2 separate regions of the Homo sapiens genome follow, and region 2 is linked to region 1. A link is an interaction called in ENCODE POLR2A ChIA-PET data of the cell type or tissue named here. Cell type or tissue: MCF 10A. All regions are shown on one strand. Each heading gives the region's core, and the rest is flanking DNA. Links, peaks and the distances in the headings are about the cores only.

Evidence for each region. Peaks named below come from ENCODE experiments on the same cell type or tissue, not always from the same donor. Only the 100,000 strongest peaks of a DNase experiment are listed, where the experiment ranks them.
Region 2: POLR2A ChIA-PET joins it to region 1 with 6 read pairs; 3 of 35 experiments call an interaction of 5 or more read pairs at or near these places.

The regions. Positions count from the first base shown.
Region 1 is chr13:113,068,935-113,075,645 of GRCh38, forward strand. MCF2L (MCF.2 cell line derived transforming sequence like) reads left to right here. Exons shown (of 30, transcript NM_001112732.3): 9 at 1,125-1,239; 10 at 5,510-5,629; 11 at 6,064-6,255. Among named protein-coding and RNA genes, the nearest start is that of F7, 34 kb to the right of the region's middle. In MCF 10A, for the core only: no CTCF peak of the experiment used is centred there; no DNase peak of the experiment used is centred there.
Region 2 is chr13:113,213,892-113,220,602 of GRCh38, forward strand. It overlaps CUL4A (cullin 4A), which reads left to right. Exons shown (of 20, transcript NM_001008895.4): 3 at 5,054-5,157. Among named protein-coding and RNA genes, the nearest start is that of CUL4A, 7.6 kb to the left of the region's middle. RefSeq lists an enhancer at 6,518-6,711. In MCF 10A, for the core only: no CTCF peak of the experiment used is centred there; a DNase peak (open chromatin) is centred at 2,950.

The sequences.
Region 1 (6,711 bases), core at 1,092-6,091:
GGTCGCAGTGAGCCGAGATTGCACCTGGGTGGTGCACAGCTGGAGTCCCAGCTACGCGGAGGCAGAGGTCGCAGTGAGCCGAGATTGCACCTGGGTGGTGCACAGCTGGAGTGCCAGCTACTCGGAGGCAGAGGTCGCAGTGAGCCGAGATTGCACCTGGGTGGTGCACAGCTGGAGTGCCAGCTACGCGGAGGCAGAGGTCGCAGTGAGCCGAGATTGCACCTGGGTGGTGCACAGCTGGAGTCCCAGCTACGCGGAGGCAGAGGTCGCAGTGAGCCGAGATTGCACCTGGGTGGTGCACAGCTGGAGTGCCAGCTACTCGGAGGCAGAGGTCGCAGTGAGCCGAGATTGCACCTGGGTGGTGCACAGCTGGAGTCCCAGCTACGCAGAGGCAGAGGTCGCAGTGAGCCGAGATTGCACCTGGGTGGTGCACAGCTGGAGTGCCAGCTACGCGGAGGCAGAGGTCGCAGTGAGCCGAGATTGCACCTGGGTGGTGCACAGCTGGAGTCCCAGCTACTCGGAGGCAGAGGTCGCAGTGAGCCGAGATTGCACCTGGGTGGTGCACAGCTGGAGTCCCAGCTACGCGGAGGCAGAGGTCGCAGTGAGCCGAGATTGCACCTGGGTGGTGCACAGCTGGAGTCCCAGCTACGTGGAGGCAGAGGTCGCAGTGAGCCGAGATTGCACCTGGGTGGTGCACAGCTGGAGTCCCAGCTACGCGGAGGCAGAGGTTGCAGTGAGCCGAGACTGCACCACTGCACCCAGCCCAGGTGATGGAACCAGACCCTATCTCAAAAAATAAATTTTAAAAAAAGTTTTTAAACTTTTAAAAAATAAAAATGAACAAACTCGGCGGCTCAGCCTAGTCGCAGTGACCTAGAGGGAGAGAAGCAGGAAGGAAAGGACACAGCCCCTGATGCTTTCTCCAGGGCCTCCCTCCCATGCTGACGGCCCTGAGTGCCCGCGCCCGCAGATCCCAGGTTTAGGTGCAGGGAGTGAGCGGAGGCCAGGATCTCAGGAAGGCCCGGGGTGGAGATGAGCCTTGGGGTCGCTTGAACACCCACCGCGCTCCACGTTGCATGGGGCGCCGTGGGCCACACAGACGGTCAACTCCTCCTCTTTCCCAGGCTCCTGGCCCAGCTGAACGAAACCGAGGCTGCCTTCGATGAGTTCTGGGCAAAGCATCAGCAGAAACTGGAGCAGTGTCTGCAGCTCCGGCACTTTGAGCAGGGCTTCCGGGAGGTGAGTGGCCCTGGGTGGAGCCGGCAGCCGCCCTGATGCTCACGGGGCCTCCTGTGCCTGCGCCCTGGTCCCAGTGCCGGGAGCTGAGCCGTGCCACCCAGTTGACTTTGGCTTAATGCAGAAAAGTCTCCGCTTGCCAGGTGGAGCCTGTGAGATTAAGTCAGGCTGAGCCTTGAAATGCACGATTGATGACTGCGTCATTGTATAGAAAGGTGATTGAAAATCAGCTCACTGGGATGCACTTACACTGCATTATTCGTAAAGTAGCAGGAAGCCTTTGCTCTCCCTTCATAGTCATTTGCATGCCCTTTTATTCAACATGCATGTAGGATGTGCCTGCTGTGTGCCAGACTGTAGGACGGCGTCACAGTCATGAGGTGCACAGCGACACGGCCAGTGCAGCCAGACCCAGACGTCTCCCTCCTGCGGCCCTTCGTGGACTCACCCATGTCCCTCCTCAGCCCCCGGCAACCACTCATCTGTTTCCGTGGCTGTGCTTTTGCCATTTCAAGAATGTGACATTAATGAATCCCACAGAATGTCACTCTCGGGATTTGTTTGTTTGCTCAGCACAGCTCTCTGCAGACCCCCAGGTGCCGGTGGCTCACTCATTGTGTTCCCCGGTGTGGACGGACCACAGTTCTTTCAATCATTCACCTGTTGAAGGGTATCTGGGTTGTTTCCGGATTTGAGTATTACAGATAAAGCTGTTACAAACATTGATATACTGATGTTGGTGTAAATGTAAGTTTTCATTTCTTGGGCTTAAGTGCCCAGAATGTAATTGCAGGGTTATATAGTAGTTGCATGTTTCGTTTAAGAAAATGCCAAACGGTTCTCAGTGTATGAGAGACTAGTTGCTTCCCCTTTCCCCAGCACGTGGTGGGGTAGTGATTCTTCATATTATGCTCACATCCTGATGTGTGTGCCATCTCACGGTGGTTTTCTGTTGCGTTTCCCCAGTGTTGATGGTGCTAAACACCTTTCCACGTGCTTATTTGCCATTCGCATATCCTCTTTGGTAAAATGTCTTATTTCTGTTGCCCATTTTCTAACTGGATTGTTTGGTTTTGTGCTTTTGTTTTACGGTTTTGTTACATTTTGAGAATTCCTTATATACTGCAGATACTAGTTCTTTGCCACATATGTGGTTTGCGAATATTTTCTCCTGGTCTGTAACTTGTCTTTTCATCCTCTTTAACAGGGTTTTTCACGTAGCCAAAGCATTTAATTTTGACGAACTCCAATTTGTCAATTTCTCCTTTTAAGGTTTATACTTTTGGTCCTAGATTCCAAGTATATTCCCCTAAGCCTTTTTCCCCTCAAATTTCATAGTTTTACATTGAAGTCTATGACCTAATTTGAGCTAATTTTTGTATAAGGTATGAGAATTAGATCATGATTTGTTTTACCTCTGGATGTCCAATTGCTGTAGCACTGTTTGTTGAAAAGGCCCTTTCTTCCACTGGATTTCTTCTCCACCGTTGTCAAAGCTCTGGGCACATTTGTGTGGGTCTGTTCTGGAGACTCTCTATTCAATTATGTTTATCTACATACCTCTTCCTCTGTCTGTACCACAAGGTCTTAATTGCTGCAACTATATAATGTCTTGAAATCAAGTACACTCATTCTTCCCTCTTTGTTTTCTTTTTCAAAATTGTGTTAGCTTCTAGTTCTTTTGCCTTTTCATGGCAATTTTAAAATTATCTTGTCTACATATATGAAAACAAATTTCCTGGGGTTTTCATAGGAGTTGTGTTAAACCTATATTTTAAGGAGAAGAAATGTCTTTACTGTGTTGACTCTTCTAGTCAACAAACATGGTATTCCCAACATTTGATTTCTTTCATCAGTGTCGAGTAGTTCTCAGCACACAAGTTCAGTACGTATTTTGTTTGACTTACCTTTAATATTCCACTTTAAGAAGTCATCACAGTATTATATTTTTAATTTTGGCATTTATGTATTCATTGCTGCACATAGAAACACAATTGATTTTTGTATATTTATCTTGTCTCCTGCGACCTTGCTGAGCACACGTATTTGAGATGGTTTTTTGTGAAGTCCTTGACATTTTCCATATAGACCATCATGTCATGTGCAAATAAGGACAGTTTGGTTTCTTCCTTTTTGAAGATATGCCTTTTATTCTACCCCCCACCCACAACACCCTGCCCCACTGCGTACTGCCCCAACTAGAGCTTCCACCATATGATAAGAGTGGCGAGACTGGACATCTCTGCTTTGTCCCCAACCTTAGGAGGAAAGTGTTTAGTTTTTCACTGTCAGGTGTAATGTTAGTTGTAGGATTCTTGTAGATGCTCAATAAAACTATCTGGGCCTAGAGATTTCTTTGGGAGACTTTTAAAATTATGAATTCAGTGTCCTTAATAGTTACGCAACTATTGAAACTATCTGTTTCACAATGAGATATAGTAGTGTGCTTTTCAAGGCAATGTGTAGGGTTGTTTATAGTATTCTTTCTTATCTTTTTGACGTCTGCAGGGTCTGTAGTGATATTCCCTGTTTCATTTCTGATATTTGTAATTTGCATCTTTTCCTTTTTTCTTTGTCAATCTAGATTGAGATGTATCACTCCTCATCTTTCCAAAGAACTCGTTCTTTGTTTCATTAGTTTTCTCTGTTGTTTTCTGTTCTCAGTTTCATTGATTTCTGATCCTACCTTTATTATTTCTACAAATTGCTTTGGTGGGAACTTACATTCTTTATTTGAGACTGTTCCTCTTTTCTAACATACATATTTAATAAGAACACTATAAATTTCCCTCTCATCACTGATTTAGCTGTGTTCCACAAATTTTGATGTATTGTATTTTCTTTTTCATTTACTCCAGCTTTTTTTTTTTTTTTTTCCAATTTCCCTTGGAACTTCCTCTTTGACCCATCCATTCTTTAAATGTATGTTGTTTGGCTTCCAGTGTTCAGAGATTTTCCCGTTGTCTTTCCATTCTTGATTTCAAGTTTGATTCATTGTAATCAGAGAACATACTCTGTATGATTTCTGTTCTTATAAATGTGTTGAGATTTGTTTTGCAGCCCAAGAATATGGTCTTTCTTGGTATATGTTCCTCACTTGAAAAGAATGTGTATTCTGCTATTGTTAGGTGAAGTTTTATACATATCAGTTAGATCCTGTTGGTTGATGGTATTGAGTTCTTCTATATCCGAGCTAGTTTCTGAGAGGTGGTGCATTATCCATAACTCAGTGGCTGTGCGTAACATGGAGAGAAGTCTCACTCATCAGCTGTGCCAGATGCAGGGGGTTCAAGGATGGACAAGAATCCTGCCTTCCTGGCCTTCAACCCCAGGCCATCTGAACTACAACCCCCTTGGCACTGGGATGTCTGCGTACACACCCATTCTCAGGATCATTTCCAATAACAAAAATTAAAAGCTTTTGTATTTAAAGGAATAAGTGGTCATATGTTTTAAAAATCAGGCCAGGCATGGTGGCTCACACCTGTAATCCCAGCACTGTGGGAGGCCAAGACGGGTGGATCACCTGTGGTCAGGAGTTCAAGACCAACCTGGCCAACATGGTGAAACCCCATCTCTACTAAAAATGCAAAAATTAGCTGGGCGTGATGGCTGGTGCCTGTAATCCCAGCTACTTGGGAGGCTGAGGCAGGAAAATCACTTGAACCAGAGAGGCAGAGGTTACAGTGAGCCAAGATCACGCCACTGCACTCCAGCCTGGGCAACAAGAACAAAACTCCGTCTCAAAAAAAAAAAATTAAAAATTAAAATAAAAATCATTTCTATGACACCCATTGTCTTCCTGCCAACAGCAGAAATCGTAGACATTAGAAGTTAGTAGCAAGCTAGAAGGGACTGAGTTACATAACTCTCCACACCTAGGATCCAGTAGGAATGCTGACAATTCCAGTGTCCATATTGCTGCTGGCTTTCGGCTCCCAGGGCCTTTGTCCTTGCGTGATCTCATCTTCTCCTCATGCTGTTTTCAGGCGTGTGGTTGATAAACGGAGGCACACACAAGCCACAGAGAAACAATTGTTCTGCCAGTGAGGTCACTGGTGGGTAGCGTCGACCCAGAGGCCCCACGGTCCCCGCTTGATTGGTGACCACTCGGGGCCGACTTTGCACCTGTCTGACTGTGGTCCCTGCTTGATTGATGACCACTTGGCCCGACTTTGAATTCTGTCATTTCCCTGATCTGGAGCACTGGAGTGGGTTCTCTCTGTTCAGGTGAGGGAGACACCCCCCTGAGATGGGCCCTCCTCTGTTCCAGGTCAAAGCCATCTTGGACGCAGCGTCCCAGAAGATAGCAACCTTCACAGACATCGGCAACAGCCTGGCGCATGTGGAGCACCTGCTGAGGGACCTGGCCAGCTTCGAGGAGAAATCAGGCGTAAGGCGGGGTCCCGGCGGGGGCGGCGGGAGAGTGTGGGCAGCATCATCAAGTGCTGCTCAGGAAGGCGCAGGAATGGGCCTCCCGCCTACGGAGAACGGACCCCACAGCCCCCCGGGGATGTCCATGGGGTGGGGGGTGCTGCTGCCTGTACCCCTCCCCTCCCACACCCCACCCACAGCACATGGCCCTGCCCGGCCTCCTCTGGGTCAGGTCCCTGCAGACGGTCAATGCCTTTGCTGGGACCACCACAGCCCCCAGAAGCACTTGCCACAGAACAGCTTCGGGGATTAAGCAGCATCTCAGGCATCCGCAGCAGTAAACAAAGAAATCAAGACACACGTGTGCCCCGGGACACACATCCCGTACAGCAAGGCACTGTGTGCCTCGAACAGAAAGAGGCCTGAGCTGGTCCTCTGGGTGGCCGTCCACAGGTGGCCGTGGAGAGGGCCCGGGCCCTGTCTCTGGACGGCGAGCAGCTCATTGGGAACAAGCACTACGCGGTAGACTCCATCCGCCCAAAGTGCCAGGAGCTCCGGCACCTCTGTGACCAGTTCTCTGCGGAGATCGCAAGGAGGAGGGGGCTGCTCAGCAAGTCCCTGGAGCTGCACCGCCGCCTGGAGACGGTAGGCCGAGCCGGACCCCACCCCACTCCCCCCCAGCTGCGGAACCAGCCTCTTCCTCCCACATCCACCACCGGCTGACCCTTGTCGTGGGGAGGGCAGCTCTTTGGCTGGAAAATGTCCTTGCACCCTTCGTTTCTGGTCTTGTTGGCCTAGAGGGTCTTTTTCTAGAATTCATTTGCCACAGTTTTATTTCTTTTTTTTTTTTTTTCTCACTGCAACCTCTGGTTCCTGGGCTCAAGGGATCCTCCCACCTCAGCCCCCAAGTAGCTGGGACTGTAGGTGCATGCCACCGTACCCAGCTAATTCTTGTATTTTGTGTGTGTGTGATAGAGATGGGGTCTCACTATGTTGCCCAGGCTGGTCTCGAACTCCTGGGCTCAGGTGATCCTCTCACCTTCACCTCTCAGAGTGCTGGGATTACAGGCGTGAGCCACCCTGCCCAGCCAATAATGATTT
Region 2 (6,711 bases), core at 639-5,638, 140 kb after region 1:
CTGGCCTCTCACAGAGTCTGAAGCATGAGCTGCCTCAGATCTATTGGAAGCAAATGGGATAGAAATCTAAGAAAAGCAAATGTGAAATTACTGATGTCTGATCAAGCAGGCAATACATTTGACTTGGTGTTTCAAAATAAAGTCTCAGTTTTTGTATAGGTGGGGTGGTGTATACTTTGCCAAAGAATCTTATGTGAAAGGACCAATTCTCACCCAAGTTTGAAAGGTTTGGTTTCGTGTTTGGTTTTTGGTTTTGCTCACTCTCCCTCTACGTCTAAACACCTTAGGAGTCCTGTCACTTACACTTTTTGGGCCTCAGCTGGCCTGTTGTTTCTGTTTGTTACTTTGTTTTTATCATTTTCCTCCTGTAGTGTGTAGAGGAGAATGTTGTGAAGGCATGGATCTTTTCCATTGAACGACCTGAATTTCGGTCTGTAATAACTAACTCCTGAAGAAAGTGCATCTTCTGTGTCTTGTGTCTCTATGTTTTAGTCCTGCTTGTTGCTAAATGAGACAACAGAAAACTGAAGACTGCATTTCTAGAAAGGTTTCAGAGAAAGGCTGTGTTTTGATTTAGAACTGGTTTTTTTGTTTTTTGTTGCACAAAAACAAACCTCTCAGGCCCTTTAAAAAAAAAGAGAGAGAGAGGTGTGGCCTCCCTATGTTGTCCAGGCTCCTTGGGAACTCCTGGACTCAAACAGTCCTCCTGCCTTGGCCTCCCGAAGTGCTGGGATTCCAGGCGTGAGCCATTGCACCCGGCTGACATGCAAGTTCTGAGGAAAGCCAGGCTGTCTTTCTTGAGTCACGGAGTAGTTGTCTTCATGACATGTTGATACCAGGTGATAATGGTCAGTGAAAGAGAGAGGTTAGTCCTTTGTATTAGGTGGCATCCTTCCCTCACACCCAAGCTGCAGGCCCAGCGTAGGAATGGGACCTCCACAGCCACACAGGTCTCATCCTGTGTGGCTGTGAAGGTCGCTATATGACTCTGGAGGTAGCTATGTGACTATGGAGGTCTCGTCCCGTGTGGCTGTGGAGGTCGCTGTGTGACTGTGGAGGTCACGTCCCATGTGGCTGTGGACATCTTGTCTGTGTGGCTGTGGAGGTTGCTGTGTGACTATGGAGGTCTCGTCCTTTGTGGCTGTGGACGTCTTGTCTATGTGACTGTGGAGGTTGCTGTGTGACTGTGGAGGTCGCGTCCCGTGTGGCTGTGGAGGTCACTGTGTGACCATGGAAGTCGCGTTCCGTGTGGCTGTGGAGGTCGCTGTGTGACTATGGAGGTCTCTCTCGTCCGTGTGGCTATGGAGGTCTGTGTGGGAGTATGGAGGTCACATCCCGTGTGGCTGTGGAGGTCGCTGTGTGACTGTGGAGGTTGCTGTGTGACTATGGAGGTCGCTATGTGACTATGGAGGTCGCTGTGTGACTATGGAGGTCTCATCCATGTGGCTGTGGAGGTCTCTGTGACCATGGAGGTCACGTCGCATGTGGCCGTGGAGGTCGCTGTGTGACTATGGAGGTCACGTCCCATGTGGCTGTGGAGGTCGCTGTGTGACCATGGAGGTTACTGTGTGCCTATGGAGGTCGCTATGTGACTATGGAGGTTGTTGTGTGACTATGGAGGTCTCGTCCATGTGGCTGTGGAGGTCTCTTTGTGACTATGGAGGTCACGTCCCATGTGGCCGTGGAGGTCTCTGCGTGACTGTGGAGGTCACGTCCCGTGTGGCTGTGGAGATCTCTGTGTGACTATGGAGGTTTCATCCATGTGGCTCTGAAGGTCTCTGTGTGACTATGGAGGTCGCGTCCCATGTGGCTGTGGAGGTCGCTGTGTGGCTATGGAGGTCGCGTCCCGTGTGGCTGTAGAGGTCGCTGTGTGACTATGGAGGTCTCGTCTGTGTGGCTGTGGAGGTCGCTGTGTGACTATGGAGGTCGCGTCCCATGTGGCTGTGGAGGTCGCTGTGTGACTATGGAGGTCTCGTCCGTGTGGCTGTGGAGGTCGCGTGTGTGACTATGGAGGTCTCGTCCATGTGGCTGTGGCGGTCTCTGTGTGACTATGGAGGTCTCGTCTGTGTGGCTGTGGAGGTCTTTGGGTGACTATGGTGGTCACGTCCCATGGTCCCATGTGGCTGTGGAGGTCGTGTGTGACTATGGAGGTCTCGTCCACGTGGCTGTGGAGGTCTTTGTGTGACTATGGAGGTCACGTCCCATGTGGCTGTGGAGGTCGCTGTGTGACTATGGAGGTCTCATCTGTGTGGCTGTGGAGGTCTTTGTGTGACTATGGAGGTCACGTCCCATGTGGCTGTGGAGGTCTCTGTGTGACTATGGAGGTCATGTCCCACAGCTCCATGGCCTTCCTTGTTCTGTCTTCCACATCTGAGAGCAGGGATTGCCCTTATCCGCAGTGAGCATTTTGTTTAAGTAGCAGTGAGTTCACTCCAGGCAATGCTTTGACACTATAAATAGACGTGTATTTGACATTCACACACGTGTCTGTTGAGCTAATACAGACAATCATTTGATGAACCTGCTAGTTAGGAAGTAGCTGTGATGTGAGAAGAGACAGTGCTGGCTGTAGATATACACCAAATTTCCTCACTTGGCTGTTGATACAAGGAAAGCATCTTGATACTAATAGGAGTAGAATGCAAATGATACTTCTCTACCTCCGATCATTGGATTACATTCCTTTTCTCTGGGGTGAATCTTTAAAATGCTAATGGCCTGAGTGCACCAACATGAAGCACACAGTACCATCTGATTAGTTGCTTTATGCATCCAGAGAGGGTATTTCTAAATCTCAAAGTATGATTGAGTGTCAAAAATCCATTTGGGGGAGGGGCAACTCCTGTGTTGTGCTGCTTCTATAACAGCACAAAAAAGTCTTCCAGTATGTTCCTGCCAGCAAGGAGTTGGCAGGGCGGGGAGAAACAAAGGCTGTCGCCTTTCCAGTGATGAGTGCCTGTAATATGAAGCCGGGAGTCCTGACTCAGCACCTACAGCAAACCTGGGTTACCCAGGGCTTGCCACTTGTTTTGAGAGGTTCTTAAATTCTTAATTTTAAAAACAAAGTAAATTGCAGTATGACTCATATGAATAGTAAATGTGCACCAAATAGGACACATAGGAGGCAGAGTGGGTTATAAAATATTTAGTCATTTGCCACAACCAGGAAAAGATGGTTTTAAGGATATTGGTTCTTGGTCTAGGAATTAAAACATCCAGAAAATGGTCCTAAGTTACTGTTGATTTTTGCTGAAGAAAATACATTTTCTTCATGTGTTATATAAAAAACTTACTTTGTAATAATTATGTTTGTGGGATTCACTAATGTTTAACTACTGGAGCAAAACCTTTGTCGTAAAGTTCTCTTGGTTGTTTGAGGAGACAAAAGGATGGCAGATCTTTGACCAAATTATGAAGATATGGAATTCAAAGGGATGGAATTGAAGAGTTTGAGAAAGGAGTTAAAGTAAATACAGAATGTGGGTAGGAATTCCGTTTCTATAGTAAGACAAAATGTAGGGGGAAAGTTTGTATTTCTTTGTTATTATGCTGATAATAAGCTTGCTAGAAAACAGGATTATAATTAAAAACAGGATTATAATTATTCCACATCCTCTTTTGATCTTTGTAAATATGCATGTATTTTATATGGTAGTAATCACTGTATGTATTTAACTTTGGTTAATATGTAGCAGCTCTCCGATATTTAGTATTGGAATTATTAATACTTGTGTAAGTATTAGTAAAATGAATAGCTTTATAACTTTAATTTACCTTTTTTCCTAGGGGTATATTGTATCCTAATTAAATTCAGATTATTTATCTAAAGTGTTTTTATTCTGTATATCCCCACATTTTTCGAACCCCACATTGGTTCAAAACTTGTTAGAAAAACCATATTTCTGTTTATAATATTTCATATTGGAATTGAATGAGTTTAAGTTTTTGTACCTAAGATTGGAAAGGAAATTTTATTAGAACTGGTAAGAATGTACAAGCATTGTTTCTTTGAGGTGAGTAAAAATATTGTGAGAAAAAATTTTCTGCTTCAAAAAATGGTGTCAGCTGGGCACGGTGGCTCATGCCTGTAATCCCAGCACTGTGGGAGGCCGAGGCGGACAAATCACCTGAGGTCAGGCGTTTGAGACCGGCCTGGCCAACATGGCGAAACCCCTCCTCTACTGAAAATACAAAAATTAACCTGTGCGTGGTGGCAGGTGCCTATAATCCCAGCTACTCGGGAGGCTGAGGCAGGAGAATCGCTTGAACCCGGGAGGTGGAGGTTGCAGTGAGCCAAGATCCTGCCTTTGCACTCCAGCCTGGGTGACAGAGCAAGACTCCAACTCAAAAAAAAAAGATTTCTTCTTGTATTAGGGGTGTTCACAGAATAAAAAAGAAAGTTTATTAATTAAACAAACTGAAGTGAATTACACATCTAGCCTGCAGAAAAATAAATAGGAAACAATACAGTCTGGCCTGTGTCACCCAGAAAAAGCTCAGTTTGGATTGAATCACTGCCCTGGGGAGTGTGAGGGGAAGGCCCAGCCTGTTGTTCTCCTTCCTGATGGGAAGGTGGTCACTGAGGGAAAAGATTTTCTTGGTTCTCTAGCCCTGATTTCACTTTGTAATCATCAAGGTGAACTTAAACACAAACACACTCCAGTGACCCCCATCTCAGACTGAGGAATCGGAGCACCCGGAAACAGGCCTGTGAGGATCAAACCTGTTGAGAAGTCCCAAGTGACTGGGCACCATAGATGCTCAGGAGTGGTGCAGGCCAGCTGCCTGGGACCCGAGGTCCAGCAGGTGCAATGTGCCCACATTAACTGTTGTTACCTCTACCCCCATGCCAACTATGACTGGACTGCAGTGTTCCAACGAGAAGTGCCCTAAACTTAGCCATAATAAGTAATTTATTTGTAGATTCCTGAAGTACTGGGGTAGGGTGTGGGGTGCCTTTTTCTTATGATTACAGCTATGTTAACAATAGGGTTTTTTTATGAACCAATCTGTTGTTCATACTGAAGAATTGATGTAGCCCTTTTGTTTGCAGGCTGTGGAAAATCTCTGTTCTCACAAAGTCTCCCCAATGCTCTACAAGCAACTGCGTCAGGCCTGTGAAGACCACGTCCAGGCACAGATCCTTCCGTTTAGAGAATATCCTTTTTTTGGTTCATAAAGTTTCTATTCATTATCTAAGTCTTTTAAAACTGAACATTATTATGATAAAGAGCTAATGAGTATCCTTAATATTAAAACAACAGCTTTTAAAGTTCTCTTTTATTTGATAGGTTTGTAAGCGAAATTTACCATTTAAATTATTTTGCTGATTTGAATTAAAGGGAAACCGTGTTCATTTATTGGGTATGGTTGAAGTATTTAGGAAATGTTCTGAAAAATGTCTTCAAGTTTGAGTATCCTTTATTCTAATAAACACCATCTGCATTGGCTTTCTGTGATAGGCAACAAAGTCCCATCGACTTGGCGACTTATGGAGACACCCACTTATCAGCGCACAGTTGTGTCTGTCAGGAGGCCAGGCAGGATTCAGTGGATTCTATGCTCAGTCTCACGGGCAGAGTCAAGGTGTCAGCCAGGTTGGGGCCTCACCTGAGGTCTTTGCTAGCACGGGCAGGCAGTTGGCGGAAGCCAGTTCCTGTGGTAGTGGGACTGAGGGCCCTGCCTTCTGTCCCGTGTTGCTTGGTGTCACTCTCAGCTCCACATGCACAGGTCCTTGCCTCTCCTCTCACAGCACGACTCTTTTCTGCTTCTAGACCAGCAGGAGAATCTGCCTGTCTGACCTGCTGAGATAGGGCCTTATATGATGTAACCCGTAACCCAGTCAAGGAATGATGACCTTCGTATTCACAGCCTCGTTCACAGTTGCGTGTGAGGCATCCTCCACGTGGGGACAGGGCAGGAGCATCTCAGAATTCTGCTGCCACACCAGCTGTGACTCAGACGTCTACAGGGGAGTCTCTGGGCTCCTTGGCATCCTATAGAAAATCCTTTAATCTGGACTCAATCTCATTCCCCAGCCTCCTCCCAGTACTGTAGCTGTCCATGTGTCTCATTGGGTAGGAATTAGAAAGTAGAGTTTATAATTGCAGAAAATCTACTTGTGGCTGTACTTTTCTAGGCCTCCGTTTCTTCATGTGTAAAATTAGGTGGTTTGTGTTTGCTTATTTCTAAGTGTTCTTCTAGTTCAAGGAAACTTCTGCTCCCCCATCTCCCTGATCTTGGGAAACTAAACCATTCTGAGTTCATTGGAAGGGTCCTCAGGGAATCTGCAGCAGTTGGTGCTGCTGAAGTTGAAGCACGTGACAGGGAAGCTGAAATGCAGGGTGAGAGGTCTCTGTTTAGACAATCTCCACAGCACCCCGCACAGATGTGAGTGAAGTCGGTTCCAGCTCTGTTGTGCTGGCTTCTGTAAATACGCCTCTGCAGTGTTTTCCAGCAAAGCCCTTTCCTAAAGATCATGAGGTCGTTCAAGAGATCAGTGACCGCACACCACCTTTTGGAACCTGGCCAAAGTGCACCTTATCTCAGGAGGCGCCTGTGAGGGCGCACAGAAGCAGGCCCCGCCCCAGTGCCACGGCTCAGCAATGCGCTTCCAGGAACCTACGTTCCAGATGTTTCCATCCAAAAAGCGGCCTGACTCCTAGGCTTGGGGGAAGTCTTTAGCAGATGCCCAAGCCTTCTCCCAAAGAC